2 separate regions of the Homo sapiens genome follow, and region 1 is linked to region 2. A link is a contact called in ENCODE POLR2A ChIA-PET data. All regions are on one chromosome and are shown on one strand. The core of a region is the stretch at or near the end of the contact, and the rest is flanking DNA. Distances in the headings are between cores, read along the strand shown. Region 1 has its middle 20 kb from the start of SYT12. Region 2 holds the start of RBM14-RBM4 (RBM14-RBM4 readthrough).

The links. ChIA-PET counts read pairs that join two places held with the same protein, here RNA polymerase II (POLR2A).
Region 1: POLR2A ChIA-PET joins it to region 2 with 15 read pairs in PC-9. The contact joins the enhancer-like site here to the promoter of RBM14-RBM4 in region 2. POLR2A ChIA-PET finds 5 or more read pairs at or near these places in 2 of 52 experiments (H1 and PC-9).

The regions. Positions count from the first base shown.
Region 1 is chr11:67,001,521-67,005,716 of GRCh38, forward strand. No RefSeq gene overlaps it. Among named protein-coding and RNA genes, the nearest start is that of SYT12, 20 kb to the right of the region's middle. RefSeq lists an enhancer at 682-1,341. Within about 2 kb of position 1,516, at least 2 of the 41 ENCODE cell types and tissues checked have a DNase peak (open chromatin) inside an H3K27ac peak, as active enhancers do.
Region 2 is chr11:66,614,318-66,618,807 of GRCh38, forward strand. It overlaps RBM14-RBM4 (RBM14-RBM4 readthrough), which reads left to right and starts at 2,313. Exons shown (of 2, transcript NM_001198846.2): 1 at 2,313-2,740. The coding sequence starts at 2,404. RBM14 (RNA binding motif protein 14) reads left to right here and starts at 2,313. Exons shown (of 3, transcript NM_006328.4): 1 at 2,313-2,740. The coding sequence starts at 2,404. It also overlaps the pseudogene RNU4-39P. RefSeq lists enhancers at 1,789-1,898, 2,263-3,196, 2,329-2,558.

The DNA of each region.
Region 1 (4,196 bases), core at 266-2,765, 390 kb after region 2:
AGAAAAACTGAGGCAGAGAGGGGTTAAGTAACTTTTTCAAGATTGCACACTTAATAAATAGCAGAGTGAGGATTTGAACCCAAGTAAGCTGCTTTAAACAACAACAGGCTGGGTGCAGTGGCTGAGGCCTGTAATCTCAACACTTTGGGAGGCCAAGGTGGGAGGACCCCTTGAGTCCAGGAGTTCAAAACTAGCCTGGGCAATATGGTGAGACACCCATCTCTACCAAAAAAAAAAATTTTTTTTAATTAGCTGGACATGGTGGTACACACCTGTAGTCGCAGCTACTTGGAAGCCCGAGGCAGAAGGATCTCTTGAGCCTGGAAGGTTGAGACCAGCCTGGGCAACATAGCAAGACACTGTCTCTACAAAAAAGAAAAAAAAATTAGCCGAGCATGGTGGCACATGCCTGTAGTCCCAGCTACTTGGGAGGCTAAGGAGGGAGGATCCTTTGAACACAGGAGTTCGAGGCTACAGTGAGCTATCATCACGCCACTGCACTCCAACCAGGGTGATGGAGTGAGGCCCTGTCTCACAAAAATAAAAATAAAAACCACGACCACCAACTATATACACTCTCACACACACACACACACACACACACACACACACACACGTACTCACACACACGTACCCACACAAATCCGTGTGCATATGCTTACATATATGCAAATACATAAACAACACCTGAAAGGTCTCCACAGCCCAGCAACCTGATAAGCATCTTACCTTTCCAGGGCAAAGCGGGAGGATGGGGGAGTGGATAAGACTTTGACGGATCTGCATGAACGAGTATTATTTTGATTCTGTGGGGTTTTTTTGTGTTTTTCCTTTCATTCCTCTCTTCCCTGCAGCTGCCCCACCCGCAGCACAGAGACACTGGCCACTGGACCAGCTCTCCCAGCACTACCTCCTGGGAGGGCGGATGCAGGGGAACAAAGAAGTCGTTGCTAAGCTATGCTTTTCAAATTAGACTTTTTCAAAGCCCACAGCAGGAACAATGGCCTTGAGAACAAGCCTCCCATGTAGGAGCCTTTCATGGCTGGGCTGTTGAGGGAGAAGAGGTTTGTTGAGAAAAGAGCTACAGGCTCACAGCCAAAGGTGTACAGCAGCCACATAGGAATAGAAGAAGCTGGGGGCAGGTAGGCACATTTTCCTGTTTCTGAGGTAGCCTGAGGCCTTGCCCCAACCCGACATTCTCTCCATGCTCACCTCCCCGGGCCCTGCCCCCGGGAGTGCTGAGTGCCTTCAAGCCCCTGGGAGAATAACTTAGCCATGCCCGAAAAACCAGAAATAAAAAAATAAAACCAGAAAGGTCAGGAGGCTGAGTCTGGGTCCTCAGGCCTCAGGAAACTGCAGGGGGACCCCTGCCACCACCCTTGTATCCCATGGAGACGGAAGGGCTTCTAAATGTTTCTCGAGCCTCATAAGGATGGGAGAGGGTTGCAGGACTAGAGGACCTGGCACCAGGAAGGGAGGCCGCTGCCCGCCCTCATGTGGCCTGCCTACCTGTTAACAGAGGTCTCGTCAGACCCTGGCCAGCAGGGACAAAGGCCAATGTCCAGGAGCTGAGAGGCAAGAGGCCCTCAGGGGAAGGACAGAGAAAGGTGTGGGGACTAGGTGCCCCCTTCCTAATGTTAGGACCAACTTAAACCTGCGGTGCTTGGCTCTGCCCTGGCACAAGAGGATAAGGGGCAGGGAGAAAAACTGGTTTCATGAAATTCAGTGGGTTGACAAAATACAATAGAATCAAATCAAGTAACAGAGTATTACTTTATGAAACTTTTGCTACATGATTATTGATTAAATGTTGTGCTGGTTTCAAAGTGCACTGGATTTCCCACTGTTAGTCAAGGCCAAAAATATGGGAAAAATTTTCTCAAAGACTACAAAAAGTCTCTGTGTAGGTCAGGCTGGTGAGATGAGTTTGGTTATTAGAGAGTTAGAAAAGGTTACGTTTTTCATACCAATTCTTATCTTTAGGATCTTAAACTACAGCCATTTGTTTGATTTTTGGCACAGTGAGGATATAAGTGTATTACTTCTGTAATTTAAAAATGTTACTGGCCTTGTTCGGTGGCTCACACCTGTAATCCCAGCACTTTGGGAGGCCAAAGTGGACAGATCACCTGAAGTCAGGAGTTCGAGACCAGCCTGACCAACATGGCGAAACCCTGTCTACTAAAAATGCAAAAATAATTAGCCAGGAGTGGTGGCAGGTGCCTGTAATCCCAGCTACTCCGGGAGCCAAGGCACAGAACTGCTTGAATTCGGGAGGCAGAGGTTGCAGTGAGCTGAGATCACGCCACTGCACTCCAGTCTGAATGACAGAGCAAGACTGTCTCAAAATAAATAAACGAATAAATAAATAAATAATGTTACTGAATGCCCCTGACATCAAAAATGGACTAGTGGTTCCAACAGGCACAAGGTTGGCCATTGTGATAGGGGATGGTAGGAGCTCTAATTGGTTAAGATAAAGGCATATATAAAGGACTCTGAACCCAGCCATGGGGGCAACGGGCAGTGGGTAGAAATGGCATGTGAGATGAAGAGGGGTCTCAGCCGAGTTGAGTATGAGTTAGGCAGATGGGGAAAGCACTATCGAGGCAGATGACAAAGTTCTGGAGGGCATGAGATCTCCCTGTCCAGTGGAGTACAGTGTGTAGCCCCATCCTCCTCCAGGCTGGCCCTAAAATGCTGTGTCAAACAAGGTCCATGATAGACTGGGTAGGGCAGGCAAGTGTCCAAAGCAAGGTAACCAGAGGTCAACCCCAAAGGGCAGTGCCACCAGGGAGATCCAAGGCATGGGCACCGGGCGAGGCATAGGGTGCAAGGTCGGTGTTAGGACTTCATGTGTCCCCCAAAATCCACGTTAAAGCTCTACCCCAATGTGACTATTTTTGGAAATAAGGCTTTTCAGAGGTAATTAAGGTTAAACAAGGTCATAAGAGTGGGGCTCTAATCCAACAAGACTGGTGTCCTTATAAGAGGAAGAGGCGGCCGGGCGCGGTGGCTCACGCCTGTAATCCCAGCACTATGGGAGGCCGAGGCGGGTGGATCACAAGGTCAGGAGATCGAGATCATCCTGGCCAACATGGTGAAACCCCGTTTCTACTAAAAATACAAAAATTAGCTGGGCGTGGTGGCTCGTGCCTGTAATCCCAGCTACTCGAGAAGCTGAGGCAGGAGAATCACTTGAACCAGGGAGGCGGAGGTTGCAGTGAGCCGAGATCGCACCACTGCACTCCAGCCTGGCAACAGAGCAAGACTCTGTCTCAAAAAAAAAAAAAAAAGAAAAGAAAGAAAGAAAAGAAAAGAAAAGAAAAAAAAAAGGAAGAGGCTCCACGAGGCAAAGAGAAAAAGGCCAGGTGAGGACATAGGGGAGGGCAGCCCTCTACAAGCTAGGAAGAGGGCAGAAACCAACCCTGATGGCATCTTGATCTTAGATTTCCAGTCTCCAGAGCTGTGAGAAAATAGATTTTTGCTGTGTAAGCCATCCAGTCCACGCTGTTTTGTTATGGCAGCCCCAGCAGACTAATATTGTCAGGTTGGGAATAATGACTCAAGATGGCTCAAGGAGAAAGGCAGGACCAGGTATATAATTTGCAGGGCCTCGTGCCAAATGAAAACGCTGGACTCCCTGTTCAAAAATTATTGAGAATTTCAAGGCACTTTGGGAGGCTGAGGCAGGAGGATCGCTTGAGCCCAGGAGTTTGAGACCAGCCTGAGTAACACAGTGAGATCTCATCTCTACAAAAAATTTTTTAATTAGCTGGGTGTGGTGACACGCACCTGTTGTCCCAGCTACTCAGGAGGCTGAGGCAGGAGGATCCCTTGAACCCAGAAGGTTGAGACTGCAATTGTCAGAGGTGTTTGAACCAGAGCAACTCCATCTTGAGTAGGGGCTTGGTAAAATAAGGCTGAGACTTACTGGGCTGCATTCGCAGGAGGTTAAGGCATTCTTAGTCACAGGATGAGACAGGAGGTCGGAACGAGATACGGGTCATAAAGACCTTGTTGATAAAACAGGTTGCAGTAAAGAAGTCGGCAAAAACCCACCAAAACCAAGATGGCGATGAGAGCGGCCTCTGGTCGTCCTCACTGCTACATTCCCATCAGCGCCGTGACAGTTTACAAATGCCATGGCAATGCCAGGAAGTTACCCTATGTGGTCTAAAAAGGGGAGGCATGAG
Region 2 (4,490 bases), core at 1,063-3,562:
TCTGTCTCAATAAATAAATAAATAAAATGGCTATCCTTACTGGGTAGCTAGGGGTTTGCTGATATCCTGTTCTGGGAATACTGCCAGCAGTTTGGATTTCAGGAGATACCAGAGTAGTGCCCCTTTTCTTTCTTTCTTTCTTTCTTTTTTTTTTTTTTTTTGAGACGGAGTCTCGCTCTGTCGCCCAGCCTGGAGTGCAGTGGCGCGATCTCGGCTCACTGCAAGCTCCAACTCCCGGGTTCACGCCATTCTCCTGCCTCAGCCTCCCTAGTAGCTGGGACTACAGGCCCCCGCCACCATGCCCGGCTAATTTTTTGTATTTTAGTAGAGACGGGGTTTCACCGTGTTAGCCAGGATGGTCTCCATCTCCTGACCTCATGATCCGCCCGCCTCAGCCTCCCAAAGTGCTGGGATTACAGGCGTGAGCCACCTCGCCTGGCCCAAGCACATGCCATTTCAATGGCCTTGTGCTACACAACTCCCACCCTCCTATTCTGCTCTCTGTTCCAGGTTCTGGCCATATTGGGCTCTTTTTTTTTTTTTTTTTTGGAGACAGAGTCCTGCTCTGTTGGCCAGGATGGAGTGTGGTGGCGTGATCTCAGCCCACTGCAACCTCCACCTCCTGGGTTCAAGTGATTTTAATGCCTCAGCCTCCTGAGTAGCTGGGATTACAGGTGCCAGTCATCATGCATGGCTAATGTTTTGTTTTCAATTAGCAATAATTGCGCCTCGGATAAACCTCATTGGCTATGATACTGCCACTGCGCAAAGCTAATGTTTTGTAGTTTTAGTAGAGACAGGGTTTTACCATGTTGGTCAGACTGGTCTCGAACTCTTGACCTCAGGTGATCCGCCCGCCTCAGCCTCCCAAAGTGCTGGGATTACAGGCGTGAGCCACCGGGCCTGGCCCATACTGGCTCTTGACTCTTCCTTGAACCAGATTTGCTTCTGCCCCAGCACTCTTTGACTTGTACTTTCTGGCCGGCATGATCTTCCCTCAGAGGATGGCTTAGTTCCCTTGATTACTCCAAGTCCTCATCACCATCTAACACGCTTATGTTTTACTTATTTCTTGCCTGTTTCTCCCCACCATAAGATCCAAGAAGGTTGGGATTTCTGTCATTTTTTTTTGTTCACTGCTATATTCTTGGTGGTGTCCACATGGTAGGTGCTATTTGTTGACTGAACACGTAGGCAAATATTTCCCTGAGTTTGTCACATGTCTATGTTTTTGATGTTGTCTGCCATGCAACAATCTTATTTACATACTCAAATCTGTTTAAAAAAATTTTTGAGACGGAATCTCACTGTCGCCCATGCTGGAGTGCAGTGGCGTGATCTTGGCTCACTGCAACCTCCGCCTTCCGGGTTCAAGTGATTCTCCTGCCTCAGCCTCCCAAGTAGCTGGGATTACAGGCGCGCACCACCACACCCGGCTAATTTTGTATTTTTAGTAGAGACGGGGTTTCACCATTTTGGCCAGGCTGGTCCTGAACTCCTGACCTCCGGTGATCTGCTTGCCTTGGTCTCCCAAAGTGCTGGAATTACAGGCGTGAGCCACCGCTCCCGGACTAAAATTTTTTTTAAGGCTCAACTTTTGCTTCCTGCAGAATTAATTTTCTCGTTTATTAAACTGTTTATTATGAAAACCTTCAACATACAATAACGTCATTCCATTATTTCTTGACTGGGAATTCCATCAGGGCAGAGGCCTTTGATTTTTCACCGGCTGCCAGGACCTCAGCAACCCCAGGGAATGTTTCCAAAGAATCAATTAATGGCACGAGGGCTTCTCCGGGGCCTGCCTCAGGTCCCCTCGCGGTGCTCAGCACAGTCCTGGGAGCCGTTTGCCGACTCAAGGCGCCTGTCCTGGTTTCTCCCGCCAGGCCCGGCCTTCCCCCGTACACTCACGCGGCAACCCCCAGGCGCGGGTTTGGACAGGGCTTCCAGAATGGGAGGAGCCCTGACTTCCAATTGTACAAAGTTTTCCTGGGAGCCCGCCGGTCCCAGCCCCACCCGGGCCAGAGACCGCCTTACAGACTAGGCCTCTCTGCCGCCGGCGCCGCTCGCGCGCGTTCTCCTCTCTTCAGCCCTCCCTCTTCTTCCCAACCCCCTCTCCCGCCACGGGCTGTGGCGGTTGGTCGTCCCTTTCCCACCCCCTCAGCTAACGAGCGGGCTCTAGGCCCTCTGGGATTGGCTGTGCCTGAGCACATCTTCCCTCAGCGTTTCTGATTGGTCGCTGGACGCGCGGGATGCGAGTCCCCATTGGCTAGGCCAGGGCGCCTGCGCGGCGGGGTTCTCGGTCGCCAGCCATTCCTGAGGAGGACTGCCGGTCGTTCGGACGTCTTGCCTGTCGCTGGAGGAGAGGTCCGGGCTCTCCAGGAAGGTGGCTGCGGCGACAAAATGAAGATATTCGTGGGCAACGTCGACGGGGCGGATACGACTCCGGAGGAGCTGGCAGCCCTCTTTGCGCCCTACGGCACGGTCATGAGCTGCGCCGTCATGAAACAGTTCGCCTTCGTGCACATGCGCGAGAACGCGGGCGCGCTGCGCGCCATCGAAGCCCTGCACGGCCACGAGCTGCGGCCGGGGCGCGCGCTCGTGGTGGAGATGTCGCGCCCAAGGCCTCTTAATACTTGGAAGATTTTCGTGGGCAATGTGTCGGCTGCATGCACGAGCCAGGAACTGCGCAGCCTCTTCGAGCGCCGCGGACGCGTCATCGAGTGTGACGTGGTGAAAGGTAACGCGGAGGCGCGCTCGGGGGCGGGGGCGCGCTCGGGGCACTCTGCCTGTTAGCCACGCCCCTTACCCGGGGGTCGGTCACTGCGCGGTTGGGAGGGGTGGGGAAGTGCGCGGGAGCAGGTCGGAGGTGTTGGGGGCGCGTTGGGTAGAGCCACCCTCCTCCCCTGCGGTCCAGGAACCGTCCACCAAGTAGGAGGAAGCGGCTCTGGGTGGGTGCGGCGGCCACTGCGAGCCAAGCTACGGGGCCGGGGACGCGCCTGAGAGCCTTGCGAGTGTTCCGGGGGCGCGCCTTCTCCTGGTCTCCTGGGCCTGGCACCCAGCGGAAATTGGGAAGTGACGGGCACAAGCCGGATCATGAAGCGGGGAAGATTTCTCCACTTCCCCACTTCCTCTCCAGACGTCGGTCAGAGCAAGGGAAGAGGGAAAAGGTGGGGGCTGACGCCCCAAGGCCGCCCTCCTGTTCCCTCCCGATGAATGTGCTCAAGCGGAAGGTAACGGGGCCCTTGGACGTTTCTCGGGCTGGGGTCTTTTAGTCTTGTCTGGCATGGGTCTACTCATGGGCACAGTTACACGTGGGTACGAGAGGGGCCCCTTCCGAATCACTTTGGCCTTTCAATATTAGGTAGGTTAGGCGTGGCAGCTCTGTGCTTTTCTCCTCCCTCAAACTTGGGGTTTTTCTTTGGGCTCGATTTTACATCTGTCAACTGGAAACCCCAGCCTTTTGCATGTGCAAGAAAGCTTGTTTTATGAAGTCCCCTTCTGCGTAGTCTTTACATGCCAAGCCAGTGCCCTAGGGCAGTGTCATTCTTTTATAAGCTTGGTGACTTTGCAGGGGGGCATACTCTGGCTGAGGGGGTCCTGGGGAGGGGTCTGTGAGAGCTCTTCATTAAACAGTGGCTAAACACGGTTTACTGAATCAGTAGTAGTCATTGCTTGAGTAGTCTGATTCTCAGGGCAGATCCCGGTGCCTTTTCTTCGAGAAAAATGTGTCACCATAATTTAAGCCTGACTAGGGACCCAGTTGACTTTTTCATAGCTTGAGTTTTTATCCCTTAAGCTCTTTATCTTTTACATTGGCAAGATTTGGTGGGACAGCCGTTGTGTATGTGGCCAGTCTCTGCTCCACTTGGGAACAGATCAGAGTTAACTTTGCCCTGTCATTTTGGAAGATGCAGCCTGGGAGTATCTGATGCCCTACTCCTGGTGGGTTCATACCTGCTCATACCCTGTGTGAGAAGTTTCAGGGATAGGAAATAAATGTGGGTGCAAGTGCTTATTTATCCCACCAAGATATTTCATTTGCTGTCCTGGAAAGGCACATGTTTGGGGCCATTCCTAGTCCTTTAAGTGGGGGAAATATAAAGGGTCATAGTGTCCACTACTAGGAACAAGTCCTTGTTCTGCATTAATACTGCATTCTATTTTCCTCAACTCAGGTTATACAAGTCCACGACTATCCGGAATCGGGCTTTCCTGCTGGGTGCTCTGAGGCAGGCTGTATGGTGCATGGATTTTTGCTTTTGTTTAGAGTAAAAGAGTGGTGGGGGAGGGTCTCAGATTGGGTACTTGTCCAGCAAAAGGGTGGGGTATATGAGTCTCATTTGTGAGAGTTTTGTGTTTAATTGACTTACCAAGTTTCTTTTGTGGTTGTTAGGTAGAGTGGCTACTAGGTTGAGAGTCTAGAGTCAAACATCTGAAGGGACAGTCTCCCTGGAACTCAGGCTTCTTGCTGGCTTTCAGGTGGTAGA